Linked DNA regions of Mus musculus: regions 2, 3, 4, 5, 6 and 7 are each linked to region 1. The links are chromatin loops, found by intact Hi-C in ENCODE. Cell type or tissue: heart. All regions are shown on one strand. Each heading gives the region's core, and the rest is flanking DNA. Links, peaks and the distances in the headings are about the cores only. Region 1 has its middle 11 kb from the start of 1110002J07Rik. Region 2 overlaps Jmjd1c (jumonji domain containing 1C). Region 3 holds the start of Reep3 (receptor accessory protein 3). Region 4 has its middle 19 kb from the start of Gm31416. Region 5 holds the start of Jmjd1c (jumonji domain containing 1C). Region 6 overlaps Jmjd1c (jumonji domain containing 1C). Region 7 overlaps Jmjd1c (jumonji domain containing 1C).

Region 1 (4,432 bases), core at 278-4,277:
TGCAGTGGGGCTGAATATCCTGTTCCAGAAGCCCTTTGTCTACTTGGGCGCTTTAGTATTCCTGTCTCCGAACCCAGCGGTGGGAGACAAGGGGACATTCTCAGAGTCCCTTCTCAGGAGCACACTGGTCACTGACTGCAAGGTAACCATGAATGAACACTATCTTTCTCTGCTTTTTCTTTCAACCCCCCCCCCCTTGGCTTTCTCCAACAGCAAAATGATTTTGAGTTGTTTGGGGGCAGAGTAGGCTGGGAACTTTCTTGAGAAACGTATTATCTTTTTTTTTCATATATAGGTAAGACATTAGCTTTTTTTTTCTTTTAAAGATTTTGGTTTTATATTATTTATATGAACACATTCACATTATAGCTGTCTTCAGACACACCAGAAGAGGACATTGGATGCCGTGACAGATGGATGTGAACCACCGGGTGGTTGCAGGGAGTTGAACTCAGGACCTCTGGCAGAGCAGTCTCTCTAGCCCCTGAAAACTATTATCTTACTGCATAAGTCTAAGCTTCAAACATAGCCGCTCCTTCTCTGTGTCTGTCTCTGACTTGGCTGTAGCAAAGGTCAGGTTCCTTAGGAGGTTCAGTGACAATAACCAGAACACAGTGAATGGATGGCAGTGTGTGCGAATGGTTCAAGGTTTCAGCTGTGCTAATATGGCTGCGTGCTTGTCTCGGGGGAGTTTCCTCAGTCGATAAATAAGAGTGATTTTGCCATGATAGGGGTGAAGGTTCACTGACTTCAGATCCTGAAGGCTGTGTTCTAGTTTATTCTCTGCGAGGGTGTCCTCTCTGTCAACAGTAAGGACCAATTCCTGTTGACCCCGTTTGCCTCTTTATCTGTGGACCTTGGTTCTCTTGGCTGTGGTCCACGCTTCTGTCCTTACTACGTGTTAACATAGTGCAGGGTACCTCAGAGACAAGGACCTTAAAGAAAAAATACTCAATATCGGAAACTTCTGTCGAAACGTTACTACCACTACTCCGTGTATACGAATTCATTTAAAAAACTCATTTATTTCTGATGGTGCTAATGAGATACAGTTCAAGCTAGAAATAGGATTTAAACCTACCCAACCTAGTTCCAAGGCCTGTATGCTTAATTATTAAGCTAGATGACCTCTTATAGTCGGGACTAGTCGGGAGGAAAGAAAGGAGACATGACCTGTAGTTGTAGGTGACCTTTTGTCCTTTGATCAATCTTTAAAAATTGAAATGAATGTGCCTCAAATTAAAGATTATGAATCGGCGGGATGAATGCTTATAAAATGTGATCAATATATTTCTAATTATTAAATTATTATCATTATTACTATATGTGTGAATGTGTATGAGAGAGAGAGAAACATATTTATGGTTTATTTTGTGTGTATGCATGTGTGTGTGTGAGAGAGACAGAGACAGAGACAGAGACAGAGAGAGAGAGAGTGAGTTTTATGTTTATGGTGTATGTGCCAAGGCACGAAAGTGGTCAGAGGACAGCTTTGCTAAGTCGGTTCTCTACTTACACATTTACGTAGGTTCCAGAGATCAAACTCAGGTTGCTAAGCTGTGCAGCAGATGCTCACTGGACCATCTCACACTGGCCCTAGGCTATCAATATTTAAGATAAATAACGAATACATTAGAACTCACCTTTTTTTTTTCCCCCAAAATGACCTTTGGTCCCCAAATCAATCTGTGAAATGTAATTTTAATTCTCGAACAGAAATAGTAATTTAAAATTTAATGTCAACTAAGCAACTAAGACTTTCTTTGGCTTTTATTCAGTGACGCTTCTTGAAAGTACTTCAGCAGGCTAAGTGAATGATCGCACAATACAACTTTATTGCCATCTAGTGGCAATGTGGAGCATTGCAGAAGCGCCTGCAGAAATGCTGAGTTTTGCGCCCCCCCCCCCTCCTCCCCAATTCTTGGCAGCCACCTTCTTTGTCTCTATCAACATTAACCGGTTCTCTCGGGTGGCACCTCTTGACTCCCTTACCAGCCGCTTTGGCTGTACATTATGTTACTAATTTGATTTAGAACAGATTATTTCTTTAGATTTCTCATTTTGAAGGCACCATTTATCTTGAGAGTCCTCTCGGGGAACTTGCAAGACTCCTCATCTAAGAGACAAGTCTCTCAATGTGCAAATGGATGAAAGGTCTGTTGTCTGAGTTCCAGATGATCAATGTGGGAAGACACCCCGTGACATATGATTAAATTATTATGAGATTCTTTAGAGTCAGAGGAAAAAGAAGAATAATATATCAAATATGTCTTAGGTGTTGCTCTGGGGTCACACTGTCTCAGCATGTAGCAGCATGAACAGAAAACGTTTATTGTCTCACACAGTCTATGACTCCAGAGTTTCTAGATTCAAAGCCAGGCTGGGTCACCTGTCCAAAACAGACCCATTAAGAGAGTCAAGCAACATTGAAAAGCTGAGATTTAGTCACTGTGGCCACGTGGGGAAGAGGAACAAGCCAAGAGAAGGCCCACTTGACCTCCAAGCCTGTCTTTGTCCTGATGTGAACTTTAGGTTTAAGTAGAGAAAGCCTTGAGGTATAGGGCTCTCTGGAGTTGGCCTGACGCGTTGTCAGAAGTGTGTGAAATCTCTTCTTGCAGCAGCAAATTCCTCTTCTGGATGTCATAGCAGATTTTAGGTTTTCTCTCCCTCCAACATGGGATTCCTAGGAGTCTCCTGTCTTAATAATTGTCTGATACCAGCCCCTGCTTCCGGGCCAGGTCTCACTCTGTATCTCTGGCTGGTCTAGAACTCTATACATGGCCTAGACTGGCCTTGAAACTCATGCAGATCAACCTGTCTCTCCCTCATGAGTGCCGGAATAAAATGTGTGGGCCAGCACACTCCCGCAAGTGTCTCCCTTTTAAAGAACCATCTATCAGACCAGTTACATGGGGCCCAGGAACCTGGCATGGCTGGGTGTTCTGTCTCAGAGTTCTTCATTCAAGTGTAACATGGGGCTGCATTGTCTCAGAACTCTACAGGGTAGGAGGATGTGTTGCTAGGCTCACATAGAAGGCAGGTTTGGGGGTCTTGTTTGCTGCTGTCTAGATTCTCTGTCTCTCAGCATGTCAGCCCCTTCCTTGGACCCTCCAGAGCAACAGAGATCTGGGCCACTGTGATAAGGAACAACCCCAGGCTTGTCACAGACGGCTCGGTTTTAAGGCTGGTTACTACACCGCTGTCAAGCTTTATCAAACAGTAGCAGTTTGCACTGTTTGACAGCTTCAAGACAGAGGAACTGAAGGGACATGCCTTTCTCTTCAAGGCTTTGTTCAGCCTTGCCATGGCGACTGTCCTTACTCAGTCTTGAGGGTGATCTCTCTGGTTGCTCACATTTACCTGTAATATCACCTGCAGTGTCAGCTGCTTCCAGAACAGATTAATCAGGAGAGGTGCGGGGGGGGGGGGGCGGGGAGGATTGGATCAGTCTGGATAGATAGGAAGCCCTGTTCTGCTTTGTCTGTCTATCTATCTATCTATCTATCTATCTATCTATCTATCATCTATCTATCTATCTATCAATCACCTATCTACTTATGATCTATCACATCTATCATATCTATCTATGTATCACCTATCTATGATCTATCTATCTATCATCATCTATCACCTATCTGTCTATCTACCTATTTATCTATCTATCCACCCATCTGTCTATCATTTATCTGTCTGTTTACCTATTTATCCATCCATCCATCCACATCCATCCTTCCATCCATCCATCCACATCCATCCTTCCACCCATCCATCCACCCATCCACTCATCCATCATCTATTTATCCTATTTATTGCATGGGTATGTGTGATTGTGTCTGTGTCATAGCATGTGGAGGTTGGGTCTCTCCTGCTGCCTTATGGGATCCAGAATCAAATTCAGGTTATCAGGGTTCGACTTAACACCTCTACTCTCTAAGTCTTGTTCCCACTCCCAACCCTTAAGTCTTAAAGTAACCTCACATATAGTTCAAGTCTCCCTCCGCGCCCTCTTCTCCCCTCCCCGTGATATAGAATCTCACCTGAGGGCCAGAAAAATGGATCTGAAGAATAGTATACAGAGGACTTGAAAACAATAAGCTTAAAATTGTTTTAATCTCTAACCAGAGCCAAAGAGCACGGCATTAGGAGGATGTCACTCATTATCTGGTTGTTGTCCACTCCTCTGTTTTGATGTCAAGTCTTATGTATCGCAAGCTCGTCTTGGACTCACTATGAAGCTAAGGAAGACCTTGAACTTCTGATCCTCCTGCCTGTACCTCTCTAGTGCTGGCATTCGAGGTGTGCACCACCATGCCTGGTTCTGTAATGCTTGGGATTGAAGCCAGGATGTGGTGTGCGCTAGGCAAGCACTCTTATCAACGGAGCTACATTCTCAGTGCACTTTCTACACATTCATTTCAAGAGGCTTACTTCT
Region 2 (4,432 bases), core at 62-4,061, 310 kb before region 1:
GTCTGGAGGCCAAAAGTATTTAAATTTTCCTGAGCCGCCCTCTCAGAATGAGTGTCGTTCTTGATATCCGTAACACATTTGGGTGTCGGTGTTCTGGACACTAACCTGTCCTTTGGTAATAATTCCACTGTGCGTTGGTTTTCCACATTGCATTCTTGAAGGACTGAATCATTAGAATTGTGGTCAGCAACTGTGGCTTGCTCAGATGAACGGAGAGTCATTTTGTCTTGAAGGTGGCTGTCCGTGGACTTGGGCTTCTCCCCTTCGTTGTGGTTTTTATCTTCCTGCATCTGGTCCCAGGGAGGCCGAGTATCTATCAGGGTCTCTTCTCCTGCCTCTTCAGCAGCCTGGGACTGTCCCTCCTCTCCATTTACCTTTGAGGTGACTTTATTTTTCGGTTCATACTCTGGCATTGGTTCAGAGGAGGAAGTCTCAGTCACTCTCTTGCTGGAGCTCTCTGCGTCACTGCTCTCGGAGGCGTCAGAGGCATTGTCTGTCCGGAGCCTTTTCATGCTCAGCCTCTTCTCGGCCTCCTCAGGTTTCCGCCGTTTTGTCACCACGTGCTTGTTCTTACCTTTAGGATTTTCTGTGACATAAAAAATTAAGATTTTAATTTTCACAATCTATAAGCATATTTTAATGCTTTTTTATTTATAGACATGCCCTTAAAAAAAAAAAGCAGGTCTAGCTATGCAGGATGAGGCATGCCTCTAACTAATGCCATTGTCACTCAACACACAGATCTCTGAGTCTGACACTAGCCAGCCAGTCAATTCCAGGATAGCCAAGGAGTGTTCAGTGAGACACTGTCTGTCTGTCTGTCTCTGTCTCTCTCTCTCAAAAGCAACTCTTAAAAAGTGGGCCTAAGGGGGCTGGTAAGATGGCTCAGCAGTTGAGAGCCCCCGACTGCTCTTCCAAAGGTCCTTAGTTCAAATCCCAGCAACCACATGGTGGCTCACAACCATCCGTAACAAGATCTGACTCCCTCTTCTGGTGTGTCTGAAGACAGCTACAGTGTACTTACATGTAATAAATAAATAAATCTTTAAAAAAAAAAAAAGTGGGCCTACCTCCTCGTGATACACAATCATATTTATCTTCCTTCATCTTCTCTTCATCGGGTATGCTGCTATCTGAACCCTTCCTCTTATTTGGACGAATACTTCTTTGTTGCTGTTGCTGGTGTGTGTTCTGTTTTGGTACAGCAGCTTGAGAGTTCATTGCTGGTCTGGGACTATTTGCTTGAGCACGTGTATAATGACCCTAAAAATAAATCAACAATGATTATATTACTATTTGATTTTGAATAACCTAAGGAAAAGTATTTTATTAAAATGCATTACTAATAACATACATACGTGAACAGTGCTGATATTTTGACTGGCACGAGACCTTCGCCGTGATGTAATGCCAATATTTTCACCTTTTAACAAAGAGTGAACGACATCATCTAGAAAGGTCATTTGAACCATAGAAGGATCGACATTCTGTGGTTCTAGTACCTAATCCATGACATAAAACAAACATTAAATCTAACAAACTGACCAGCATAACATTAGTACAATTTCTTTACTCAACTATTTACAAATAAGTTTGGGAATTCAAATTTGTACAATACCACCTGCTTACATAACCAATTTTAATTACAAAAGACAAAATTACCTTTTCCCTTTTGCATTCACTGTAATTCTTAAAAGAGAATTTTAATAATTAAATGTGGTGTGAGAACTATGCTTGTTTTGAAAGAGTTCAGTAATGAAAAGAAACTACCTAGGAGATATTTATTATTGGAGAGAAAAAAAACCTCAAGTTTTAAGGGGGGGGGGGCGCTAATCAATTAGGGACTGACTTGTGTGTGTACTGGAATGAATATGACATCACTATCACTTCCTGACCTAAAGTGGCCCCAGTGTAACATCAAATACATTTAAATTTATTAGGTTTATATGATTAGAGACCTGTATCGGGGCTGGCTATAGCCAGACAGATGGCTCAGTAGGCAAAGGCCTGCAGACCCACATCCTGAAGTGAGACCTAAAACTTATTCTAAGACCTCCATAGGTGTGCTGTGACAGTCACACTATAAACATGTATATATGTATATACACACAAATAAAAAAATAGTAAAATATAATATTGTCAGGTGGTAGATGCCTTTAATCCCAGTGCTCAGGAGGCAGAGGCAGACAGATCTCTGTGAACTCAAGGCCAACCTGGTCTGCAGAGCCAGTTCTAGGACAGTCAGGACTGTTACATACAAAAAATTTGTCTTGGGAATACATTATTTATCTTGTAAAAATATCCTTTTCAAAGGATCACTTGTGAGGCTGGGGCTGGGGCTGGAAGTAACATGCACTCAGCACATGGAAGGCGTGCTTAGGATGTGCAAAACCCTGGGTGTGAACCCCAGCACCAAAACTGTAACTATTTACCTGATCATTCATAACGATCATGGTGCGGGTGAAGAGATCATGATGAGTAATTATGCCAGTAAACCACTGGGTGGCAGAATCTTGTCTATAGACTCTCACTCTGTATCCATTTAATGAATAAGGACCTTAAAAAAACAAAAACAAAAACAAAAAACAAAACAAAAAACAAAAACAAAAGAAAAAAGAAAACAAAACACAAGGGATTTCTTAAATGAAGACATTCCCACTTAGGAATACTTAGGAATTACCTTTTAAAAGCAACGAAGCTCTGTGACAGATGAGAAATACACAATGTCGATTTTAAAAATGTCTTAGAAGAGAAGTATCTTAGCTCAGAATGCAAAGGTATTATAGACACTGCTACACATAGAGTAGTTTTGCAATAATAAATTAGGAAGAGAACAGGATACAATGTAAAGCCATAGTGTTCTAAAATGTGGTACAGAAGTAAAACTAGTTAAGTTTGGGAAAATGAGCTCATGTCTGAAATGAGAAAGTAATTTATAATTTGGTTTATGGGACGGACAGGAAGGAGAAGCTAAGTCTGAAAGCACAACCACCTTACAACCACACTGAAGCCAGCCTCATGTGACTTTGCCAAAGAAGGAACGGGGTCAGGGAAAGTAAAGCTGAACACATCACATCATCACCACATCACATTTTCTGCATCTCCAGACTTTGAAAGAATACTTTTAAAATCTCTTTAAATGACATTATTAAGGACATGTAATTTGGAACCTCCATTTTCACGTCTGATATTAAGAAACTGTCCCCCAAACCAGTCTAGATAACAAGAGGATATTCAATTTATTGTTTTAAAAAATGTACAGAATAAGTTGATAACTTCTAGACAGGAAAGGATTCTGAGGTTTGATAGTTGTTGGGTAGGAGAAAGTTGCAGGAAGTCCCAATTTATTTGTTTTTGTTTGTTTGTTTACTAAGAATTGTTTAATAACTAGATGATCTGCTGCTGTGCACATAAAAAAGAAGTTACACCTTCAAGATCAGTGCTTACTGATACTTAATGACATGAATGGTTTTGTCTCATTTTTGTTTTTTGAGAGAGCGTCTCACTATATAGCGCTAGTTATCCTGGAACTCAACTTGTAAGACCAGGCTGGCCTTAAACTCATTCTGAAGTGATGGAATTAAAACTGGCATGAATTTCAAAGGCTGAGATAAATTAACAAACTTAACAAACTGTATTCTTTGCATCCAACAGCGTATCAACAGTTTAAGTCTTATGTCTTAGTTTCAATTCAACTTCACAGAAACCTTATATTTACCATATGATCTTACTACTATTAAAACAAATTACTTGGAATTATAAAGCTGGTCTGATTTGAAAATCACATGTTCTAGACAACCCTGTAACTAACTAAACAAAGGAAACAAAACCGAAGCTAGTGTCATAGTAACTGCTGTAGAAAGTAGAGGGACACATTGGATACCAGCTGCTGCTTCAAAGGACCTCAATTATGACTGGGGGCAACCCTCCACTGCAAACAATGCTTCTTTTCCTAGAAAGAACATACCTTGAACAGTCTACATTATGGAAATTTCCCTATCAACAAAACAACTGTGAAGCTATAATTCCATGCATAATAAATTATAAACTTTATCAAAATGTTTATTTACAATTTGCCAATTATTTTCTGGCAGACTACATGCAATTAAAACTATTAGAGTGGATAAAACTGAGGACTAAAAAAAAAAGTTTCAAAATAGATACCTTGCATAAAAATCTCCTGGACCTTCTGTTCCTTCACCCAGACTTTCACTTCCGCGTGCAGCTGTGGGTTGTCCCTGAGTACGGGCTTTAAGCTGTCTATGTCGTCCTGAAATTATAAACAAAAAGAGAAGGCCTCATCACACTTTGCTAACAATAGTACTATAACTTGCTGTTTTCTACATTCTAAGCACATTAGGAAATTCCTTAATATAAAAGCATAAACTCATAAATTAGCTTTCTTAGCAACTATAACAATATAGAATAAGAA
Region 3 (4,432 bases), core at 192-4,191, 190 kb before region 1:
AGCATCATCTTACACACTGAAGCATATATCTAATAGCCATCAATTAGCAGATCTCAAGTATCTGAGGTCCAGTAACAAACAGCAAGCAGCCACCTCTAAAAGCTGGGCGCTTTCCACAAGAGGCTCCTCCTAGGATTGACCGACTCTTATGTAGGTCAATAGTTCTCAGCCGTATCAGTTTCCGAGTGGCCCTCCGGTTAACACGCTGCCATAATGAGACGCACCGAGCAACCCCCTTGTACAGGCAACTCCAAACAAATCCATCTATCTAGATAAACCAGTAAAGTGGAAAGGGGAAATAAAAATAAGTTACACAAAGGCCCGTCAGCATATGGATGCTGGGACAAAATGATTAGGAACTGGACGTGACTGCCTTGCAAACCTGCTGAGGACTCCATGTGACACAACTATCAAAAACGTCTAATCAAGTGGTGAACACAACCTTCCCTTCTCGTTTACACAACAGGAGTGTGCAGAGACAGAGACAAGAAACTTCAGTCACGGTTAAAACTGTGACTTTATAAAGTGGAAATTTCAGGCTCTGACGATGACAAATATCACAGGAATGACAAGCATGATCTTCCTAAACCAGGAAGGACACAGGAACAGTCTTTGTTCAGGATGTCCCCCACACAGCACAGAGTGCAGCATCCCCAGACCCATCCCCACCTGCTTGCTAGTGGTTAATGCCAGTCACAACAACGAAGAAAAGCAGCTTGCTAATTTTTAATTTTCCCCCTGGACTAACCAACTCACACCCAACTCAGGTATGACTCAAAAGTACTGGAGTTCAGCTCCATTACCTATGAACCATGGGGATCACTGGCTACAGAGTTAAGTTCTCTAAACCTCCGTTTCCATGGTACCAAGGAGAATCAACACTCCAGGGCTGTCTGGGGCGGCAGGATGACTCAACAACACTGTAGCAACCCAGGGTAGGTAGGTGGTTTACAACCCGTGGCTTTTTGAAATAGGAACAAGGGGGCTGTGTCCTGCAAACAATAACAAGAGCCATCACCTCTGCAAAACAGGCAGAAGAGACTAAATGCGGAGGGGTGAAAGGAGTCCAGAAACTTAAGGGATAAATTATGAGGGAGGGTGGGGGGCAGGGAATTGGGGGGGGGGGATTTAAGAGGTCAGAAAGGTAGAGAATGGGAAATAAAGCATCCAAGAAAAAGATGCAATTCAGTCAAGGGCACGAAAACACACCTTAGCTCAGGAAAGAGAGGAGGGGAAAGATATGTTAAGGATGAGGAACGAAAGGCTGTAAATAAAGACATTACAAGACCGCTCTGCCCATGGAAGGACATGAAAGGACAAGGAAGGTATGTGCCAGAAAAACTGCTGCTTAGAGGGCAAGCACATCTCCCCAGTAACGCTGAACAATGGTCAAACTAAATAAACCAGGACAAACGCAATCACCGCAGCCCCTGAAATAAAAACACACATTCTTAATGTAAATAAGCAAAAAAAAAAAAAAAAAAAGGAACGGAAGAGCAGAAAGCAGCGGAGGACTTCTCTTCCTGGTTCTGTGGAAGGAAACCCCGCAGGCCTCCACCTCCTCCACAGTGCTGGGATCACAAGAGCTCACCACCATCCCTCCCCTGCTGCTTTCTTTCATGGCCAAAATTCTTCTTAATTTATAGGCCTCATGAACTACAAGGCACTCATGGTAACCTATCCCTGTCCCTTGATACCATCCCAGGCAAATCCGACTCCTTCCTAAACACATTAATTAGCAATACCTTACATCATCCTTGAAAAGCAGGAGGTAAGCAAGAGTATTATTAGCCTCTTTTTATTATGGGGAAACTGGGGAACAAAAAGATTAAATTACAGTACGTCCCAAAATGAGCCATCATATTTTCTAGGACTTTAATTAAAGGCTCCAAACACCACATTACAGACATTATTCTTTCTAGCTTAGAGAACTTTTACTATTGCTTCCACCAGGGGACCAAGAAAAAAAAACACCTACAGTAACTTAAAAGGTCAGCTTAAAATTTTGGACAGTGTTAAGAGGTAACACACACGCGCGCGCGCGTGACGGAAAAAAAAAATAAGGACACTTGTAAACAGCACCACGGGTCGGAAATCCTGGGTCCACGTTTTAGGCTGTGGGGCAGGCAAGACAGACAGGAGTTGGCTGACGCTGATGGAAAAGGTGCCCCAAGGGGCCCAGAACAGCCTCGCCATCCCTGCAAACCCATCACTCCAAACGTGACCCCCGACGCTCTCCCTTGGCCCCTGCATTGCACCACGAGCCTCGCCGTGCCAACCCAGGCCTGTGGTAGGCCCTGGCTGCCGAGCCTCGGTGAGCACCGGAGCCGCACCTAGCCAGACACTTCACAATCCCGGCTTCCCCCGCCCCCGGCCTCGGCTCCCACGCGCTCTCACCGCCCGCCCGGAGTCCCCCGGCCCGGGGAAGCGAGGTGACCGCGCAGCTCGGTGGAGCGCAGCGCCCGCGGGGTCCCGGAGCCGCCGCCTATCAGCGGAGCGCAGGGGCGGGGCCGGCAGGGCCGGCGGGGCCGCGGGCGGGGGCGGACGGGCGGGGGACCGGGCTCCGGGCGGCTCCGGGCACCGCGCGCACACACCGGGCCGGCTCCCGAGGGCGCCAGCGCGGCCCCGGGGAGCGCGAGCGGGGAGCGCGCGGCCTGCGGTCAGCGGCCCATCGGCCGAAAAGATGGTGTCCTGGATGATCTCCCGAGCCGTGGTGTAAGTACGGGCGGGGAAGACGCTTGGGGCCCGGTTGCCGGAGCCAAGCTCACGGGCCGCGGCCTGCTCACCCGTGTCCCAGTCGCTGCGGGGCTCCGGGGCGGCGGCGGCGTTGGGAGCAGCAGGGCGCGGGCGAACGGACTGGCAGGCGGTGGGCTCTGCTCCGTGGAGCCGCTCCCCGGCGCGCGGCGGGCTCTGCTCGGCTTCTCCTCGGCCTCCCCTCCGCTCCTCGGCTACGCGGCAGGCGCTGCTCCGCTCCTCGGCTCCTCCGCTGCCCGGCGCTGCGCGCGGCGGGCTCTGCTCGGCTCCGCGGCGCGCTCCCGGCTGCGGCTCCCGCTCCCGCGGCCCGCGCTGCGCGGCACCGCCCTGCGCAGGCTCCGCCGACGCTGAGCGCGGGAGGCCGGCGGGACTCCGGATGCGCCCGAGCCTTTGTCACCAGGTCTACCGCGTTGCGGTGTCTGTCCGCGGCGCACGCCGCTTGGTCACGTGTAGGAGGAGGAGAGATCGGTGTCAGAGCCCGGGCTGCAGAGTCTTGCTCAGGGGTCCCGAGGTGACCTGGGAAAGAGCCTGCGCTAGAAAGGTCGGGCAAACGCTGACCGTGGAGGGCCGTGGGTGGGAAGAAATGTTTGCAATGGAGAAGGCGCAGGTGCCAGTCCCCTTTGTTCGGGTCATCTCCTCAGTTCACTGATTGTGATACAAACGAGAGCTGCGGATGGGGAGAGGAGGGGGGAAAAGTTGAGATGTGTTGTTTAATCTGCAAAGGTATTTGAATACAAGTTAAACCGGTTCTCTTCCCATCTTTCACCTTACCCTGTGCGCTCTAAAGCAAAGTCACCAAATAAAGGGCCATAAATTAGGTAAAGCCTGGGGGCGGGAATTCATTATTCATGTAGCAGTAGTGTCATCTGAGTACCTTAATGAAATGTTTATATGAGGTTAACAGGCCTCGCTGATTAGCTTATAATTTGAAGGGAGAAAATGACATTACTTGGGCATTATTATTTTCACTACGGAGAAGGAGCTAATTTTTTTTTAACTTGCTTTTATTTCGTTTGGAAGTGAGCTAGGTAACCTAGTTTGCAATGCATTCAAAATTTGCTCTTTCATAAAATGTCCTTTAAAGCCTCTGAACTTCTTGTATTCATCTTAAAGCCACAAATAAATAAAGTTATGCCACGGGTGCCTTCAAATTATGTTTTGCCTCTTCCAAGGCAGTCTTCGGGTTTCCACATAATCCAGGCATACTTTCTTAACCTACCAGAAGTCCCTCCACTATTTTGGCCTAGCCCCTCAAATTAAATGCCCCATTAAAAAAACTGGGTTTGTCTTTTGATCTCTTAGACCATTTTCAATGATGGAAAATTATGGAACACCTTGAGTTTGCATTCATCAAATAAGATTTTTATTTTTTTAATTGGTGAAAGGAAGTATGTTTAGTGCTACGCTACCTCCAATACAAAGGTCAGTACCACGTAGGAGATCTTAATGGGACACACATTTCACATCCACAGATATCTACTGTACAGGTCAGAATGTCAGGTCTTATGAGGGTTATACCTGGTGTAATACCCAGTGTTAGACAAGGAAGAAATTATCTGTGGTTGGAGCGTCATCAAAGAAGGCAAAAGAGATTACGTTCATAATAGACCTTGAGGAATGAACCCGATCTAGACCGCCAAAGAGGAAGAAGGAAAAGATTTCTGATAGGTGGACTGGT
Region 4 (4,432 bases), core at 222-4,221, 56 kb after region 1:
AGTTTCTCTGTGTAGTCTTGGCTGTCCTGGAACTCACTCTGTAGACCAGGCCTTGAACTCTGCCTGTCTTTGCCTTTCAAGTGCTGGGATTAAAGGTATTCACCACCAGCCACTACAGTCAGTTTCAAGTATATTCTCGAAAGAACAGATTGACTTAAATTCTTTCATTGGGGTTTTGTTTTCTGATCACAGTCTTTTCTGAGACGTCTCTGAGTGTGTGAGCATGTGCATATGCATCTTCCTGCATCGGAGTGTACGATCACGTGGTTCTGTTTTCTCTGTTCTCTGCGGATACCCACCAGCATTAAAACCAAACCTTCCATTTCTCACTACTTCTGTGTCTCTGGGTTTGTTGCCGGCTCATTCTGATCTTTCATTTTCATCGTTTCAGTCTTTGTCTATTTCCAGCTGGGCACACTCTCCCTGGCCTAACCTCTTACTTCACCTAGACGGCAGCTTTTCAGTTCTCTGACAGGGTGGTGCTGCAGACAGCTCTCTGCATCCTCCACGGAGGGAATGGCTGACTGGCACTGCCCTGAACTCTTCGTAGAGAAGACCTATGACCATCTGTACAACGGGATTGTGTTAGTAGAGGGTTTTTTTTCTTTGTTTTGTTTTGTAAGGAGTGGGGTCTCAGTCCATGCTAAGCATAAAAGCTAGTTTCCATTCATGACGAATAACAACAACTTACCAGGCATGTGTCTATAAGATGTAGACACATCTTTCCACCCCCCCAACCAGAAAGGTAGTTACTGCAATTCCACTCTATAAAGGAAGATCATCACCAAGTTAGGAGGATTCTTGTAAAGTTACCCAGTCAGGATACTCCAACATACTATCTGAACCTACCGTTTTTTTGGGGTGTGTGTGTGTGTGTGGGTGCTTTCCAAGCCATTCCAAAGGGCTTTTCTCTGTGCCTAGACAATTCCAAAGGGCTTTTCTCTGTGCCTAGACAATAGGCGAGTAACTATTGCCACATTTCAAAGAGCATCGGTTCTTCAAAAATGATTTTTCAGCTATGCAAAAAGTGTCTGCAAAAGCAGACTCAGCCCTCATGCCCGAAACTATTTTAGGAGACGAGGACCTGTTGTTTATTGGGAGAAAAGCTGGTGCAGAATTTTGAAGGACTCTGTTGAAAATAGATGGATTTGTAAATTGTAGGCAGAGGAAGGACTCTTGTCTTTTTTTTTTTTTTTAAACAAGATTGAATTTTGCCTAACTCAAGGGAAAGCAATCTATACTTGATTAGTAGAGTGCAACATTATGCTTCACTTCCAGTAAAACTTAAGTGATTTGGTTAGCAAAGGATGTCTTTTAAGTTCTGCAAGAGCCAGAGCGTCAGGTGTAGTAGCTCAAAGAGTGCTTGCTGAGCATGCGAAAAGCCCTGGGTTCCATCCCCAGCACCACGCCACCAAGCGTTGTGGTGAAGCAGGTAATCCAAACTCTTGGAACACTTTGGAGGTGAAGGCAGGAGGATTAGAAATTCGGGGTCACTCTTGGAAGCTATCCCACAATACGTGAGACCTTGTTTTGAAAAAAAAAAAAACAGTAAAGTTGCATATGAGTTAATTAGTTATTACAACCTGAGGGTCAGGGGACAGAGGCTAAAGAGTTCTAGGAATCATGAAACTCAGATCAGATGTATGGGAGAAATGAGGAACGTGCTTATTAGCTGACGAACGTGCTTATTAGCTGGCATTTGAGACAGACACCCAGCATTATGTAAAGAGCAAAACCAACCAAATGAACAAAATAAAAATAGGGTGTAGAAATAAAGGGGTAAATAATAACGGGCGTTAGATGGATTGTCTTGCATTCTACCTACAGCTGTCCCTTCCACCTCCTAAGCTTCTGAGATCTGTGCTCTCGCACAGATGGCAGAAGCTTTACCCTGAAGATTTGACTTTGCTCTTTAGTTTGCTGTGCTCCCTAATCCGTTCCTTCCGTAAACGCCCATTTCGAAGCGCTTTCTAAATTTGGTTTGCGCGCCCCCTACTGGCAGACCTGATTATCATTCTCAATTGCATTTGAGCATTTCAGCGTTGCCCAAAAACCTCATGACATTTGCTAAGAACCAAGGAAACTTTGTCTTTCATTTGATACGCTTTTCGGACAGCCAGAGGCATCTGCCTACAATTTGCTTCGTGATTGTTCGTGATAACAACGCAATGCAGGGCAAATTAAAATGCACGCCTAGCAAAGCTGGTATTTTTTTTGGTAACTAACTGCTCTGTCTCCTTGAATAAAAGTGACCTCTCTTCCTACTTTCGAGATTTTTGTTTGTTTGTTTAAGGTTTGCTTAGTGCAAAATTTAAAGCAGATTAAAGAAAAAAACCAACCGACTATATTATAATTTATTTCACAACCTCCTCCGACTCTGTCTTCAGATGTTAGTCTGTAGCCGCACATGACAATGACTAAGACATCATCAGCTGGGCTGGGGTGCCAGGAGGAAGCAGTTTCTATTTCTGTCTCCATTTTTCTCCTCACTGTTTGAGTAGGTCACGGGTTGGTGTGTAGACAGCAACTCTCCTTTTGTGCCTGTCCTGGCAGCAATGAAGGCAAGCTAAAGAAGCCCTTGGGGTCCCCCCTTTGGCTATCAGACTGTTGAATCAATGGTCTTCAAGAAACTGGAATTTCCCCAGAAGTCTCATGCTGGGAAAAGGGAAGAGCTACGAGCCTGGTGCCCCTCAGAGGAGGGGTTTGCTTTCCTGAAAGAGATTTAACACAGTTTAAAAAAAAGATTCCTTTTGATGACTTCTTTATTTTATTTTATTTTATTTTATTTTATTTTATTTTATTTTATTTTATTTTTCATGTGCATTGATGTTTTGCTTGCATGACTTTTTGGTTGTATGAGGTCCCCTGCAACTGGAGGATCAGACAAACATAAACTGCCACATGGGTGCTGGGAATTGAACCAGGGACCTCTGGAAGAGCAGCCAGTACTTGTAATCTCTGAGCCATCTCTCCAGCCCCGAGATTTAACGCAGTTTGAGAGCTTATCAGATCACCTCCCAGGGCAGACTGCATCTGAGCTGATGGTGGCCTGGACCGGGTCTTGACCAGTATTGCTTGCCTCTAGCCCTTGATTTAAACAAACCTGGCTAGAACCTGTTTATCACTGTCTGTATTTACAGTCGGAACTGGGAATTGCTCTATTCTTTTTTGTCGCTCTATGCTATTTGAACACTAAGCTGACTGTTACCATCAGAAGTGAGTATCAGGCGATAGGGAAGTGGCTTAGTCAAGTGCTTGCCTTGCAAGCATGATGACCTGAGCTTGACCTCTAGAAGCAACGCATCCCCATGAAACTGGTATCTTCTGGGAATCTCATGATGGATGCTTGTAATCTCAGTACTAGGGACGTGGAGATAGCAAAAACCAGGCTGAGCTTTAGGCCAGGGAGAGACCCTGTGTAAAAAACAAGTGTGACTCCTGACAGACAAGTGACTGGGGGCTGTCCTCTGGACATTTGAACATTTATACACATGTACAAACACCCAACCACATGCAGTACACACATGTACACACACACTGGAACACACATGCACTCCTGTGCACATATGCATGTGCACACATATGCATGCATGCACACGCAAGCCCCAAAACACATGTGGACACACATACACATGCAGCACACACACATACAGGCACACACATGCATACATAGAATGAATGTCAGATGTCATGGTCTCCATCATTTTTCTCTTTTTCAAGGAATGTGGTTTCTTATTTGAATTTCATTTTTCTGCATAATAAAATATATTAAGTAAAGAAAGACCCCATAGCACATGCTTTCACCCCAGAATGCAAATGACCATTAGGCGTAGTTCATAAAAATGAATATAGCGGCAGATCCTGCTTCAGAATTATGTTCTTCTTCTTCTTTCATTCTTGGTTGCAAAATTGAAACTTTCACTACAAGCAAATAACTAAACCCAAACAATGGCTGGGGAGTTGCCTTAGCAGTTAAAACCGCTTGCTGCTCTTTCAGAGGGACCAAGCATGGTTCCTGCCACCCACATTCAGCACCTCATACAAGCCAGTAAGTCCGGCTCCAGGGGGTCTGATGCCCTCGTCTGGCCTCCTCAGGCACCTGTCCACCCACGGCAGTCACTTATACAGACACACATACATATGAAAGATAAAATAAATCTTTAGAAAGAATCCCCCAAACCTCAAGGGAGTTGGAAAGATGACTCAGCACTTGAGATCATTTGTTGCTCTTGGGCTCAGTTCCCAGCACCCACATAGTGGCTTGCTCATGCACATAAAATAAATAATTCTAAAAAACAAGACAAAGAAAAAAAAAAAACAAAACAAAAGCAAAATAAAACTCAAAGGATAATGTAACAATAAAACAGTTGTAATAATTAATGTGTTTATAAAAAGATAAAAAGAGGAAGGAATATGTTTTGGTGGAGGTGTA
Region 5 (4,432 bases), core at 325-4,324, 220 kb before region 1:
TACTTTCACTAAAAAATTAAATAGGTGACTAAAACCTCGAGTGCATTAAGAAATGTGTACAGCATTATTTAAGACCTAATATCATAGCTTGCACCTCAAAAATCCAAGACAGGTTCAGTGGTACATGCTCCCTACAATCCCTGCTATTTGAGAGGCTGGGTCATAAAGCACTTGAGTACAGAAGTTCAAGACTAGCCTGGACAACAAGGCAAAAGTTCATCTTAGAAAATCTTACTTCTGTCATCCCCAAGAAATACTATACAGAAGTCACAGTGTTTATAGAAGACAATTCCCCTCCCATAGCAATACAATAGGCACACCATAAGGAAAGCCAACTGAGCATTTTGTAGCTGAACGTAAAATTACACTAATACCGGTGCTAAAGCGTTCTACATTTCATAGGTTCAAATAATATGTAAGGAACCCTTGGAAAAAGTATAAAAACTGAAATACAGTAACAAATCACTTGCCAAATTGTTGAAAGAAACAACTCACACTGTTTAAGTTCAGCATGGATTTTTTTTTCCATTAAAACTTATATAAAATGAAATGTTGATATATTAAGGTATATGAACCAATAATCAAGAGGAATGTTTAATGTATGTAAACAACCTGTCACTTCCCGAAACTCCCTTCTCTCTTTTCCAATCAACTGCTGTGAGCCACAGCATATACATAACTACATATAGAGAGAGAGTCTTGATTGTGACCCCAGCAGGCCTGGAACTTGACATCTTCCCACACCACACCCACGATTTTGGATTACACCCATTCAAAGCAGTGACTGCCTGACAATTGTTACTTCTAAGCAACCACCTTATTATCTTGCTATTTGGAAAAATAAGGGAGGTGGGCAACTGGAATATGTTTGTTCCCTCTGTATCCCTTTCTTTCCAACAGACCTTTCAAAAACAGTTTCAGAACTTGACTGTCTCCAATACTATCTAATCTAATTTCCTAATTCTCACGTATATAGGAACACAGTACATAATTCTGTTCCGTGTTTGCTTTAGTGTCTAAGCCATTACCCAGGCATCCTCCACGTAAAATCTTCAATTTTCATATCAAAGCGGAAAGAGAAATGAGTTCCGGCATCTTTACACAAACACAAAGCAACGGCTTTGTGAAGCTATCACAAGTAAGCATTAAGATGAGTAAAGTTTAAGGGTTCTTTTTTTCCTTTAGCACAAAGAACTGCCATGCGGAGTTTTGTCAATTGTCTCTATTTTTAATTCCTCTTATAAGTATTCACAACTAAGCCTATTTTACACGGTTAAACTAATAATACAGTGCGTGGGGAACTATGGAATTGATAGCAGGTAGGAATGGTTTGCAAGAACACACTCGAAACTTCCAACAACCATATCAAAATGGTGACTATTTTTGCATTTTATGGTGGATTTGATCTAAATGCAAAGGGGGAATATCTTAATATTCCCTACCCCCACTCTACTTACTCAACTCTATCTCCAGTCTACTCACTCAATCCCATTCCCTTATGAGAATGCGCTTGTGACCAAAAGAATGTATCCTGGCACGAAATCATAAATACACATTTATTCTCCTGAAAGGTAACACTGACAGTGTCCTATGTAACTGATAAATGTAGGGGAGGCTACTTAGAAGTACTAAATGCCGTTCAAACCCCTAATTTACACTATCTCTAGCCTTCGTGAAGCCATATAAGACTCAGGAGCCGGAGTTCCCTAAAGCACTGTCCGTTTCTAACAAACAAAATACAAAATGATGGAGAAAGGGAGAAATAATTTCGACTAGCCCTCGTACCAAAAACATTTCTATCGTTTCCGGCTGGAAAGCCAAACGCAGGATGGTTTTGCCCGGCAGAGTCGGGCCATAGCAGCCAGCGCTCCCCTTGCCGGGCCCGCCCGCCCCACCTGCCGCCCGCCCGCCCCGCGCAGAGGGGCGTGCCACATGCTGCCCGCCAGCTCTCACCGCCAGGTCCGGGTGGCCGCGGTCGCGGTGGGACACGGCTCGGATGACCCCCGCCCGCCAGCCGCGCCCGCAGCCGCTCTGCCCGCGCTCCGGACGCGCGTCCTCGCCGGCCGCCACGCACAGGAACCGCTTCCCCACCAGCTCGGGCCGCGTCTCCACCGCCATGGCCGCCACTGCGCCGGGGACGAGCGCAGCCCGCTCCTACCGGCCGCCCATGCCGAGGAGCCGACCGCAGGCGAGGCGGCCCGCGAGCGAGAGCGCCCCTGCACGCTCGACGACCCGGAGCCGCGCCGCCCACGACCTCACGCGCGGCCCACAGGCAAACTGACAGGAATGAGCGCGCGGCCGCTCAGGCGGCCGGTACCCCTCCGCCCCTCCGGCCGCGCCGCGTGTCCTTCCGCGGGCGGGGGAGTGGGGGTCGGCGTCGGCGGGCGCGCCAAGTAGTGCCGCCCACGGACTGCGCTGCGGCCTCGAGAGGTGGCCGCCGAGGGACAGCAGCCAGGCTGCTTCTGCCGCTCCGTCTGCGCCCCCTCGGAGGGGCGAGTGCGGGGACGGGGCTCGGCTCCCACGCGCGGTCGCAGAGCCAACTCCCGGAGGTCCGCATGTCAGGAGCGACGGCCGTGCGAACACATAGCGCCGTCGTCAAGGAGCCCGGATCCCCGCGCGGCCCCGGGCGAGCCGCGCCGCCCACCCCACCGCGCCCCCTCGGCGGCCCGCGGCTCTAAACCAGCATTCCTCCCGGCGGCAATTCTAATTCCGTGTTGGAGCAGTTCGGAGATTTACACCTCGTGCCGCCTTCTTACAGGAACGCTAGACACTCCACCGCGAGCTGTTACCGACATCCTTAAATTTCACAAACTGTCTCAGAGCCAACCCGAGTACTCCGCGTACTAGAACATAGGTAATAAAACGGAAAGCTCCAGAGTCAGTTACTGGAAAAGACCACGGAAAGAAAAGAATCTTAGCCAATCACACTTGAAGAAAATAAATGATGGTTTTACTTCCCGTCCAATCACAACAGGACTTTATAACCCAGACAAAGACAGCTAGGAATTCCTCTTCTGATCGCTCCTCAGTTCTCACAGGCAAGTCTCTCTTTCAAGATAGCAGTGAGAAGTTTGACGACCGCTATGCTTGTATTTTAAAGATCTGTGAAAACGGGAATCAAAATTCAATCTGCCGTTTTCCAGGGATTATCATCTTCAAAAATTCATCTAATCCTATAAAAATCTTTTCCTCCCCCCCATGCTTTCTGAAAACCCTTACAATAGCACTGAGTGCTTACAATAAATACAAAAGACATATCTGTAGACCATTTAAACTAAACTGTTAAAGCTACAGACAGACAGTGGCGGTGGGAGAGTTGGAAACTCTCAAAGTCAGTTGAATAGATCAGCTCAGGGCTGAAGAGATGGCTCTGCGGTTAAGACTGCTCTCCCAGAGGTCCTGAGTTCAATTCCCAGCAACCACATGGTGGCTCACAACCATCTATAATGGGCATCTGATGCTAGGAAAACTGCACAAATCTGCATGCTGTCGGCTCTGGATTCCTTCATTCCCACCTAAGGTTAGTAAGCCCAATAAAACAAGCCACTGAAAGAGTGCAGCACATATAAAGATGTTTAAACGGAGTCTCATATTCAAATACCAACCATCAGTGATCTCCCTGCTTTATAACTTGCAGCACAAAGTAATCATTAAAGGAAATTGGGGCTGGGGACAGACGGTGCTGCTGGGTGGCAAAGCACTTGCCTACTTGGTGGGAAGGTCTGGGTTGGGGTCCCAGTGTGGGTGAAGTCTTTTTGTTGTTGTTTCTCTTTTATTTTTTAAAGAAGACTGCTTAATCCCCAACTGTCAATGACACCATACTACTACAAGGAAAACAGTCCATTAAAAAGCATGTAAAGACAACGAAAGCAACACTCTGGAGAGAAACAGCTTTCCCAGGCCACAGATCCCCACAGCAGCATTTCTTACTAGCTAATCATGGGGCTTATCTGAGCGCACGCTCTTGCTTTTCTCAAGTGTATGCCACCACAGGCAGCTTTAATACATTTAATGTACTTGAGAATTACAGCTCAAATTTTCTCCTACAACCCCAATACTACAGCCGACATTTAGGTTTTATGCTAGTCTACCTTGAGAAACTTGATTTTTTTTTTTTCCCCAAAAGAATAGACCTTAAAAGTTTTTGTATTGTTTTGTTTTTCAATTTCTTTGCTGGCGTTTTGTTTTGTTTTAAGGAGTAGGTATATTGTTTAATTTTACTAGCAAATCCTAACTATAAATAATATGGAATTAAAAGTGTTAACATGAGATTTCAAACCTTGGATTCAGTCGTCATGGGTCACACGCCCACCTAGCAGAGGAGCCTGCAGGCTTGTCTGTGAGGGTTAACCTAGATTAGAGGTGTTAGGCCATCTTTTCTGTAGGCAGAGGAGCCCACCGACTAGGGAGGGAGGGAGGAACACTCATTTCC
Region 6 (4,432 bases), core at 241-4,240, 350 kb before region 1:
TACATGTACAGGCTGGAAAGATGGTTCCGCAGTTAAGAGCACTGACTGCTCTTCCAGAGGTCCTGAGTTCACTTCCCAGCAACCACATGGTGGCTTACAACCATCTCTAATGGGATCTGATGTCCTCTTTTGGTGTCTGAAGACAGCTACAATATACTCATATAAATAAATCTTAAAAAAAAAAAATTGGGCAGTGGTGGCGCCTTTAATCCCAGCACTTGTGAGGCAGAAGCAGGTGGATTTCTGAGCTTGAGGCCAGCCTGGTCTATAGAGTGAGTTCCAGGACAGCCTGGGCTATACAGAGAAACCCTGTCTGGGGACGGGGGGGGGGGGGTGGGGGGGTGGGGTGGGGTGGGGTAGACTTATGTCCATCCACTCGTTTTGAAAGAGCCCATATGGAGGTCTAAGGATGGTGACTTCCACATGTACTACTGGTGTGCTTCTATGAATGCCTCCTGACCTTGATGCTTCTCAAACTATTCTACATAGTTCATTTATCTCTGGCAGGCTTTTGTGTGGTGAGGGTATTGCACGCGTGCATGCTTTCAAATGTTTGCCGAGACAAGAAGAGGACACTGGATATATTCATATTCCTTTGAGGCAGGGCTGATACCTGAACATGGGACGTGTTTTGTGTTGCGGTGTGTCACATTCTCAGCCCACTTTGTGTGTGTGCGGTAAAGCAAAAACACAATGGGAAAGGCTTTGTAAATAACAAGTCTTAGCTTTTTAAAATTGGGGGCTTCAACAAAAGATGCTGAAAAGATGTTGCCTTTTACTTTGGTCCAATCGTTATGTGCTCTGACATCTTAATTTTCTGAACTTAAAGTCTGTTTATTAGAAACACCTATATAACTATATACATAACTAAAATGTAACTCAGAAATATGATTCAACAGTGGAACTTGTTTTCTGGAAAAAAAATAGTCCTATTGTATCAAATTTATTTTACTTTATTATGGCTAATATTCTGAAAAGAATGTTTAAGCTATTTTAAATTCTTGTGCTTTTCCCCCAAAAGGATATTAAAAAAATATGATCTTATATTAACTTTATAGTCCTTGTTCATAAATTTTGCCTTTAAAAAAATGTGTGTGTGTGTGTATGTACCTAAGTGCAGATATGTATGCATAGAGTCCAAAAGAGAGTGGAAGAGCCCTTGGAGTTAAGAGTTACAGATGGCCAGGAGCCTCATAAGTGGCTGAAACTCAAGCCAGTTCACTTCCTACTCTGCAGATCTGGGTGTAAAACTCTCAGCTCCTTTGGCGCCATGACTGCCCCCATGCTATCATACTTCCCACCATGATGATGATGGACTGAAACCAATTAAGTTTCCTTTCTAAGAGTTGACATAGTCATGATGTCTCTTCACAGCAAAGGAAAACCTAAGACACATGGGAAACGGACACGGTAAGACGTTTTCATAGGAGGAACAAGAGAGCAATCAAAGGGCTAGCGCTGGGACATGGTAAGTAAGTGCTGCTCCAGGGGCTGGGGAGATAGTTCTGTTGCTCCCGTTGCTGGGCAATTGCTACATAAATCCCACACATAAAAAGCCAAATGGTGGTGCATGTCTGTAATCTCAGTGCTGGGGAGATGGAAATAGGAAGATCCTTGAAGCTTACTGGTCAGTCAGTTAAAAAGCAATACCCAAGAACAGGTCTCAAAAAAAGGAAAAAAGAAAAGAAGTTGATGACTCTTGAGAACCAACTCCAGCGTGTGCGCTGACCTCCACCCACATGCACATAACACCCCCCCACCCCCACACACACACAAATCTTGCTCCAGTAGCCAGAAGAGAACCCCAAGCGCTGACTCTCCAGCCTTCCCAAGTCTACAAATGTGTTTGGTGATGTAAATGCTGTGTTCTCTCTGCCACGTTGAGAAGCTTTCGGTCACTAGCATGGACTACGCCCATTTCTTCAACTATGGCTAGAAGAAGCACTTTGCTCAGAAAGCCATTTTAGCCTGGCTTAATGTATCGCTTGCCTTCTGCCGTATTCAAATCCTTTTTTTCTTTTTTGGTTATTTCGAGACAGGGTTTCTCTGTGTAGCCCTGGCTGTCCTGAACTCACTGTGTAGGCCAGGAATGCACCTGCCTCTGCCTCCCAAGTGCTGGGATTAAAGGTGTGCATATCACCATTGCCAGGCTTCAAATCCATTTTTGTAGGACAGTTAAAAGGAGCCTCGGGTATAGCCAGAAGCAAGAGCTTTCTGGGAGAAAATACCACAAGGATTGTACTTCTCCAGGACCTTCGATCCGAAAGTAGAAATACCCAGAACTAATACAATGGCTTTAAACTTATTTCCTATCAAAATTTAATCAGACCAGGTCTGGTGGTGCATGCCTTTATTGCTAGCACTAAGGAGGCAGGAGCATCTCGGAGTCTGAGACCAGCCTGATGAAGTGCACAACAAGCTTCAGGAGAGCCAGGACACATGGCAAAGGCAGCTGAGGCACATCTGAAAGTGCACTAAGGGCACAGGCCACTTGGAACATGGTCTACAACATAACTTTCTCCTGGCAAGTGCTTAGCCTCCACCACCTCACTGGGTCTGTGTCAGGCAGTTATTAAAGTGAAGTGAGGTGCTCAGACTCCTGGCTGAAGCTTGCCTGGGATAGAAAGTGTGGCACAGCAGGCTGAGTGAAGCTAAGTGATACATCAAGTACAAAGTGGCTAACTTGGGTTACTCCTTCTCAACACCAGCAGGTGTCCACACAGAACCACAGACTTCAGTGGCAAAGGCTATCCAGGAGGGACAGTGATCAGCTACTGAAACTGAACAAACTTGGCAGAGCCAATGAGAGGCAGGGCTCCCAGTCACAGCCTGTGGCTGCAAGCTCCACTTTATCCCAGCAGTGTCAAACCAGAGAGGGAGAACTGTAACATCCAGCTTCTTGATAAAGTCTTTTAATGGAAAATGTAAAACCCCTTTCAACTGTAATGTACAAAGCCATATGTAACACTTGCACTTTAACAAAAGCAAGCCAATGTTTTAAAAAAATACATCCTTAAATGTATATATGTATATATTTACATAGCATATTAAGTTTAATATTTAGCTTTAAAACTTCACATAAATTTTACCAAAATGAGACAATTTTAAATAAATTACACCTTTTGAAAACGTTTAATTGTACAGTCAATAGCTTCAACAAAATATTGAAGTGTCTGAGTTTAGTATCTACTTTATGTACTTTGTATTTTACACATTTTACAATTATTTGGCAGTAATTTTCTGATTATGACGTGACTGCTGTGCAATCCAGCAATTTCCCAAACGCAGGCAACAGCTGGTGTGTCCTAGTCTCACAGTAACTGTCTCAATGTAGTGAAAAATATCAGTTATTTTATTAAACTGTACAACAGCACATTTACACTTGATCAACAATATAGCATAGATTTTTTTTTTTACCAAAAATAAATACATCATTTTAAATCTGGCATCTTCACAAACATCATATACACTATGATACAGGAACAGCTATATAGTACTGCTTTTAAATTTAGCTTGGTTTATAGCTAGCATTGAATCACAGGGGCTGTGGCATAATGCTATACTGGTATGGTGTCAGTAGCAAGTAATTACTACAAAGAGAATTTCTTGGCACTGATGGTTTAATGGAGCTTAAGTCAGACCTAGCGTCACTCAAGGGGCATCCCAGTTCCAACCGCAATTAGGTGTCTTCCATATCCTCTACTTCATCTTCATGCATCTTCAGAGCTCTCACCATTTCCTTGACTGCATGATACAAGATATTCTTAACCTAAAAGAGACATATTTACTGTCACTGAGCTGCTGCTAGATTAAAAACAACATCTTCTCTCTTTCTCTCTCTCTCTCTCTCTCTCTCTCTCTCACACACACACACACACACACACACACACACACACACGACTTCACTGTAGCCCAAGTGAGCCTCAAATTCAACAGCACTCATCTGGCAGCAGCCTCCTGAGTGCGGGGACTACAGAGCATGCACTATATGCCTGTTTAAAAAGCAAAATGATAGCTTTAATTTTAAGGGAATTGAGGAGCAAACGTAAGACAGGAAACATAAAAGCTCAAAGCAGAGCTGGAGAGATGGCTCAGTGGTTAAGAGCACAGACTGCTCATCCAGGTCTTGAGTTCAATTCCCAGCAGCCACATGGTGGCTCACAACCATCTGTAATGGGATGGAATCCGATGCCCTCTTCTGGTGTGTCTGACAGCTATAATGTACACATATAAATTAAGAAAAAAAAAAAAAAAAAGCTTAAAGCACCAAAATGCAGGATATTAGCACCCATCAGTGAATTCAGTGAGCCGAGCTGTCTTGACTATGGTTGTCCTAGTGTGCTAAGATAGAAACAGCTGCCTAAGCTGGAGTTCATATATCCTATTCTCTGAGTATAAAAATCAAACAATTTAATCCCAGCACTTGAGAGGC
Region 7 (4,432 bases), core at 108-4,107, 300 kb before region 1:
AGTACACTGTCGCTGTCCCCAGACACTCCAGAAGAGGGAGTCAGATCCTGCCACGGATGGTTGTGAGCCACCATGTGGTTGCTGGGACCTGAACTCCGGACCTTCGGAAGAGCAGTCGGGTGCTCTTACCCACTGAGCCATCTCACCAGCCCCTTTATTATTTTTCCAACTAAAAAAGTTAATGTTCCACTTGAAAGAACTAGTTACTGAGTAAGTCTTGTTAGCAGTGTTTACTTAATCACAGGACTTTTAGACAGCAGCTGCTTGCCTGTATTATGGCAATTAACCCTCAATATACCACTGTAGTACCGAACACTATCTCCATTTTACACATGACAAAGCTAAGGCACACAGAGTGAGGAGATTTTTCCAACAGTCATATCTTTATATATAATAAATTTTATGTGCATGCATATATACAAACATACACACACAAATATAAAGCACACATGTATTTAATAGGCAACCAAATTACATTTTTTTAAACATTTTATGTATGTGTGTGCCAAAGTGGATGTCAGAGGGCAGCCTGAGGGAGTGACCTATCTATCATGGGGATGGGTAAAGGGAATCAAACTCATTTTATCAAGCACAGTGGCAAACCCTTTACTGCCTTTTATCTCAATACAATGTAAAATTAAGTAACTAATAGCACAAATCGATTTTCAGTCTTTATAGATTGCCATTTTGACACTTTATGCACCACTTGACACAGGTAAAAATAACTTTTAAAAATGTTCTAAAACTCAAAAGTGTCAGAGACAGACTGGCAGGTAAAAGTTTGCTATCCAGCCTGACAACCTGAATCCACATGGCAGGAGGGGCACAGGACTGTGCGTCCCTAGCCACGACCAAGGATAATCTCAGGGTCTCACACAGCTACTAAGATTGAGCCCCGCTCCGGCCAGCGAGTCTAGAGATTCCAGCAACAACTATGATGATGATTTGTTCCCCGAAACAGAAAATCATAAACCAAGTCCTTCTCCCCAAAGTGCCCAGCTGGAAAGGAAATGAGCAACAGTCACGCCAAGGCCTTTCTATAATGATCCTTCCTTCAATGATCCACGAGCACATAGAATCAAATGTGTCAAAACTCTGCTATGTTTCCAATAGCTTATTAGTAACATGGTCTCATAAAATGGGTTACAAATTTATAAATAAAATTTTAATTTATCAAACATAATATACCATTACCCTCAACAACTTTAGAAAAACAACTCAATAGCTTTATTTCCCTGTTCAATGATGTCTTCCTTCAAAGATAGTAGCAGTACAATGCAGTGTGGTGCGGGCCTTTTTTCAAAAGGTAAGAGGCAGAGGTATGCAGACTGCTGTAAACTGGAGGCTAGCCTACCTTACATAGAGTTTTAGACTAGCCAGGGCTATATAACAAGATCCTGTTTTGAAAATAAGGGAGACATAGAGGCAAGAAGTGAAAATAATCCACAGGTTTTTTTGTTGTTTTAGATAATTTTTAAAGTGAAATCCTTTGACAAGAAAATGTAAAGAACTATAATACTCCTGCATTTTGACAATTTGCAGTATCATTAGTAATAAGGCCTTCTCCATCCTCTGTTAAACCATACTATTTAAAACAACCAAATAAACAACAAAGCCAAGCCAGGAGTGGTGGGTAGTACACACTTTTAATCCTAGCACTCGGGGAGCCAGAACAGGGATACAATTTCAGAACAGTGTACAATTTCACTTTTGTCTCCATAGTGAGTTCTAGGACAGCCAGGAAAACACAAAGAGAAATCTTGCCTTTAAAAAAAAGAAAAAAGCTATTAAAAAATGTTTCCTTCTAAATTCACACAATTCTTTTTGATGTCCCAAATACTTGTGAACGTTTTTAAAAATCTAGAAAGCAATGAAGGAAAGTTACTTTCAAGCCATTTTTTGACATGGCGTGCAGGGAGCTGAGTCAGCTGCTTACAACATCTGCTAAACACAGTTTACCAACCGTGGCTTCCTCAACTAGGCCAGGGACTCCTGAATGCTTTCTAAGGTCATAACTGAAAATATTCAAGAACACCTTGGCTTAAAAGACAAACAATCCACAACAGGGGAGTCCAACCTAAGTAAAATGAAAGCAGTCTCCTAAAGCTTGCTGGGTATAAACTAACAGAGAGGGATATGGCTAGGTTATGTCAAGTTGACAAGACACTAGAGTGAGCTGAAAGGAGGGAACCTCAGCTGAAAAATGGCCCCATAAAAATCAGGCTGCAGCTAATCTTGTAGGGCATTTTCTATGTAAGGGACATTGTGGGTGGTGCCATCCCAAGACTGGTGGTCCTTGTTGCTAAAAGAAAGCAGGCTGAGCAAGCCATGGGGAAGTATGAGAGTAAGCAGCATCTCTCTGTGGTCTCTGCATCAGCTTCTGCCTCCAGGTGTCAGCCCTGCTGGAGTTCCTGTCCTGACTTCCTCTGATGATAAACAGTGCTGTGGAAGTGTAAGCCACATAAGCCCTTTCCTCCAAGTTTCTTTGGTCCTGGTATTTTGTTGTAGCAATAGGAAGTCTAGCTAAGTCGGATAGTATATACATAAAGTTTCGTCTATGACTTTCTGATTCTTACAGAACAAACCTCAAAGTTCTACTCTAGTTTTTATATGAAATGAACATTCAATTAAAATGTATTTATGTAACTTCTAAACTAATTCTCTACTACAGATTTCTGAACTATCTTTCTCTTTTATTCATGCTTCTATGGTAAGGACACACACCTGAGAAGTACTATACCATCCATTCCTCTAAAAATGAAGGGGAGGGTGGACGCTGAAGAGATAGCTTAGCAGTTATGAGCACTGGCTGTTCTTCCAGAGGTCCTGAGTTCAATTCCTAGCACCTATATGGTGACTCCTAATTGCCCATAACTCCAGGTTCACAGAATCTGGAGCCTTCTGGCCTGCATGAATATTAGGTGTGCATGTGGTACATACACATGTATACATGTAGGCAAAATACTTATGCACATAATATAAAAAGTCATCCTTAAAAAAATCTAGTTCAAATTAGAATGATTCCTGGGGTTAGTCATATTTGAGCTCAGGACCTCTGGGAGAATTTTGATAATATACATACATACATACATACATCTGCAAATACATGAGATATGTATTGTTACGAAAATAGCAATAATGAAGGTCTGCACACACCTCTAACCCCAGTACTTAGGAGGTGCAGGATAAATAAGCCACACTGGTCTAAACACACACTTGGGGGCGGGGGTGGGGACGAGACAGAGAACAAAGTAACAAACAGGGGATAGGGAACCTAAAATTAGTTTTATGGTAACAAAATACTTGAACAGCTCAATATTATTAAGGATGGCAGTATGCATGCTGTACTTGACAATGATATTCAACATTTAATTTCTACTGTTAAAGTGATGTTTAGTATACGTAAGAATTCCTGGTTTTAAAAACAAAACGGGGAGCGAGGTATGGTGGTGTATACCTTTAATCCCAGCACTAGGAACATAAAAAGGGCAATTATCTCTCTGAGCTTTGAGGCTAGCCAGCATGGTCTACATTAAATTCTAGGCCAAACAGGGGCAACAACGAGACGCTGTCTTTTTGTTGTTTGTTTAAGAAGTATTGAGTTGTGAAGGCATTAAAATGTTTGCTACCATTTTCTAGGAAGGCAGGGTATTTGGGCTCAGAATGTACTTAGTGGTAGAGGTGCGCATGCTAGCAATTAAAAGGACATGTATGCAGTCTCTAGCGCAGAGGGAAACTTGTTCTCTAACAACACTTAGTTTTAAATTTTACTCAAACTGTAATTCTTCTATAAATAGAGTTACACATGAGTATGTTTCTAAACGTAATTTAAGCTTTTACAGATACTCATAGGAGTCGTTACTATTGATTACTATGTTAGGATGCAATCATAATTCAATTAGTACCTTTTTTTACTTTCTTTTCACAACCTCTTGTGCTATCAAAGCTACAATCTGACACTTTTAAAACATTCTCCTTCGACTTCTTATATCCCACTGTATGAGAGACTGAATTAGAGAGTTTGTCTAATTATGTTTGAAATGGCCTCTCGGGGCTGGAGAGATGGCTCAGTGGTTAAGAGCACTGACCACTCTTACAAAGGTCCTGAGTGCAAAGCCCAGCAACCACATGTTGGCTCACAACCATCCCTAATGAGATCTGATTGCACTCTTCTGGTGTGTCTGAAGACAGCTACAGTGTACTTACATATAATAATAAATAAATCTTTAAAAAAAAAAGGCCTCTCTGCTTGTGTTAGTACATTTACTATCAATGCAGTTTCCCCCCACAGGATTTTGAAACCTAGTGACGATCGATTACTATGACAGGGGGTGACATCACATACAAGCCAGCATTCCTGCCAAGAACATTCTAAGTCCAGTGGAAGAGACATAATGCAAAAAGTTTCATTTAGGATACAGAATTCACACAT

What was found. A loop is a pair of places that touch in the nucleus more often than their neighbours do. Peaks named below come from ENCODE experiments on the same cell type or tissue, not always from the same donor. Only the 100,000 strongest peaks of a DNase experiment are listed, where the experiment ranks them.
Region 2: it touches region 1 in a loop (5-fold over the local background); 23 of 42 quality-filtered maps call a loop at or near these places.
Region 3: it touches region 1 in a loop (5-fold over the local background); 24 of 42 quality-filtered maps call a loop at or near these places.
Region 4: it touches region 1 in a loop (2.5-fold over the local background); 17 of 42 quality-filtered maps call a loop at or near these places.
Region 5: a loop joins it to region 1, with 5 times the contacts of the local background. A loop is called at or near these places in 15 of 42 quality-filtered maps.
Region 6: a loop joins it to region 1, with 2.4 times the contacts of the local background. A loop is called at or near these places in 6 of 42 quality-filtered maps.
Region 7: a loop joins it to region 1, with 2.7 times the contacts of the local background. A loop is called at or near these places in 21 of 42 quality-filtered maps.

What each region holds. Positions count from the first base shown.
Region 1 is chr10:66,906,803-66,911,234 of GRCm38, reverse strand. No RefSeq gene overlaps it. Among named protein-coding and RNA genes, the nearest start is that of 1110002J07Rik, 11 kb to the left of the region's middle. In heart, for the core only: a CTCF peak has its summit at 1,837 (motif pointing left); a DNase peak (open chromatin) is centred at 844; H3K4me3 peaks cover 347 bases; H3K27ac peaks cover 820 bases.
Region 2 is chr10:67,215,108-67,219,539 of GRCm38, reverse strand. Jmjd1c (jumonji domain containing 1C) reads right to left here. Exons shown (of 26, transcript NM_207221.3): 4 at 4,165-4,270; 5 at 2,433-2,557; 6 at 1,359-1,502; 7 at 1,071-1,263; 8 at 1-586. Among named protein-coding and RNA genes, the nearest start is that of Nrbf2, 68 kb to the left of the region's middle. In heart, for the core only: a CTCF peak has its summit at 2,490 (motif pointing right); no DNase peak of the experiment used is centred there.
Region 3 is chr10:67,095,073-67,099,504 of GRCm38, reverse strand. It overlaps Reep3 (receptor accessory protein 3), which reads left to right and starts at 2,517. Exons shown (of 8, transcript NM_178606.5): 1 at 2,517-2,715. The coding sequence starts at 2,684. It also overlaps a transcript of Jmjd1c not described here. In heart, for the core only: a CTCF peak has its summit at 1,954; DNase peaks (open chromatin) are centred at 884, 2,374 and 3,124; H3K4me3 peaks cover 4,000 bases; H3K27ac peaks cover 3,103 bases.
Region 4 is chr10:66,850,943-66,855,374 of GRCm38, reverse strand. No RefSeq gene overlaps it. Among named protein-coding and RNA genes, the nearest start is that of Gm31416, 19 kb to the right of the region's middle. In heart, for the core only: a CTCF peak has its summit at 2,006 (motif pointing left); DNase peaks (open chromatin) are centred at 1,984, 2,534 and 3,334; H3K4me3 peaks cover 408 bases.
Region 5 is chr10:67,124,944-67,129,375 of GRCm38, reverse strand. Jmjd1c (jumonji domain containing 1C) reads right to left here and starts at 2,288. Exons shown (of 26, transcript NM_207221.3): 1 at 1,954-2,288. The coding sequence starts at 2,118. In heart, for the core only: no CTCF peak of the experiment used is centred there; DNase peaks (open chromatin) are centred at 2,135 and 2,745; H3K4me3 peaks cover 2,625 bases; H3K27ac peaks cover 1,371 bases.
Region 6 is chr10:67,254,785-67,259,216 of GRCm38, reverse strand. It overlaps Jmjd1c (jumonji domain containing 1C), which reads right to left. Exons shown (of 26, transcript NM_207221.3): 26 at 2,891-3,769. The coding sequence ends at 3,680. Among named protein-coding and RNA genes, the nearest start is that of Nrbf2, 28 kb to the left of the region's middle. In heart, for the core only: a CTCF peak has its summit at 2,722; no DNase peak of the experiment used is centred there.
Region 7 is chr10:67,208,037-67,212,468 of GRCm38, reverse strand. The region is part of intron 3 of Jmjd1c (jumonji domain containing 1C); the gene reads right to left. Among named protein-coding and RNA genes, the nearest start is that of Nrbf2, 75 kb to the left of the region's middle. In heart, for the core only: a CTCF peak has its summit at 2,373 (motif pointing right); no DNase peak of the experiment used is centred there.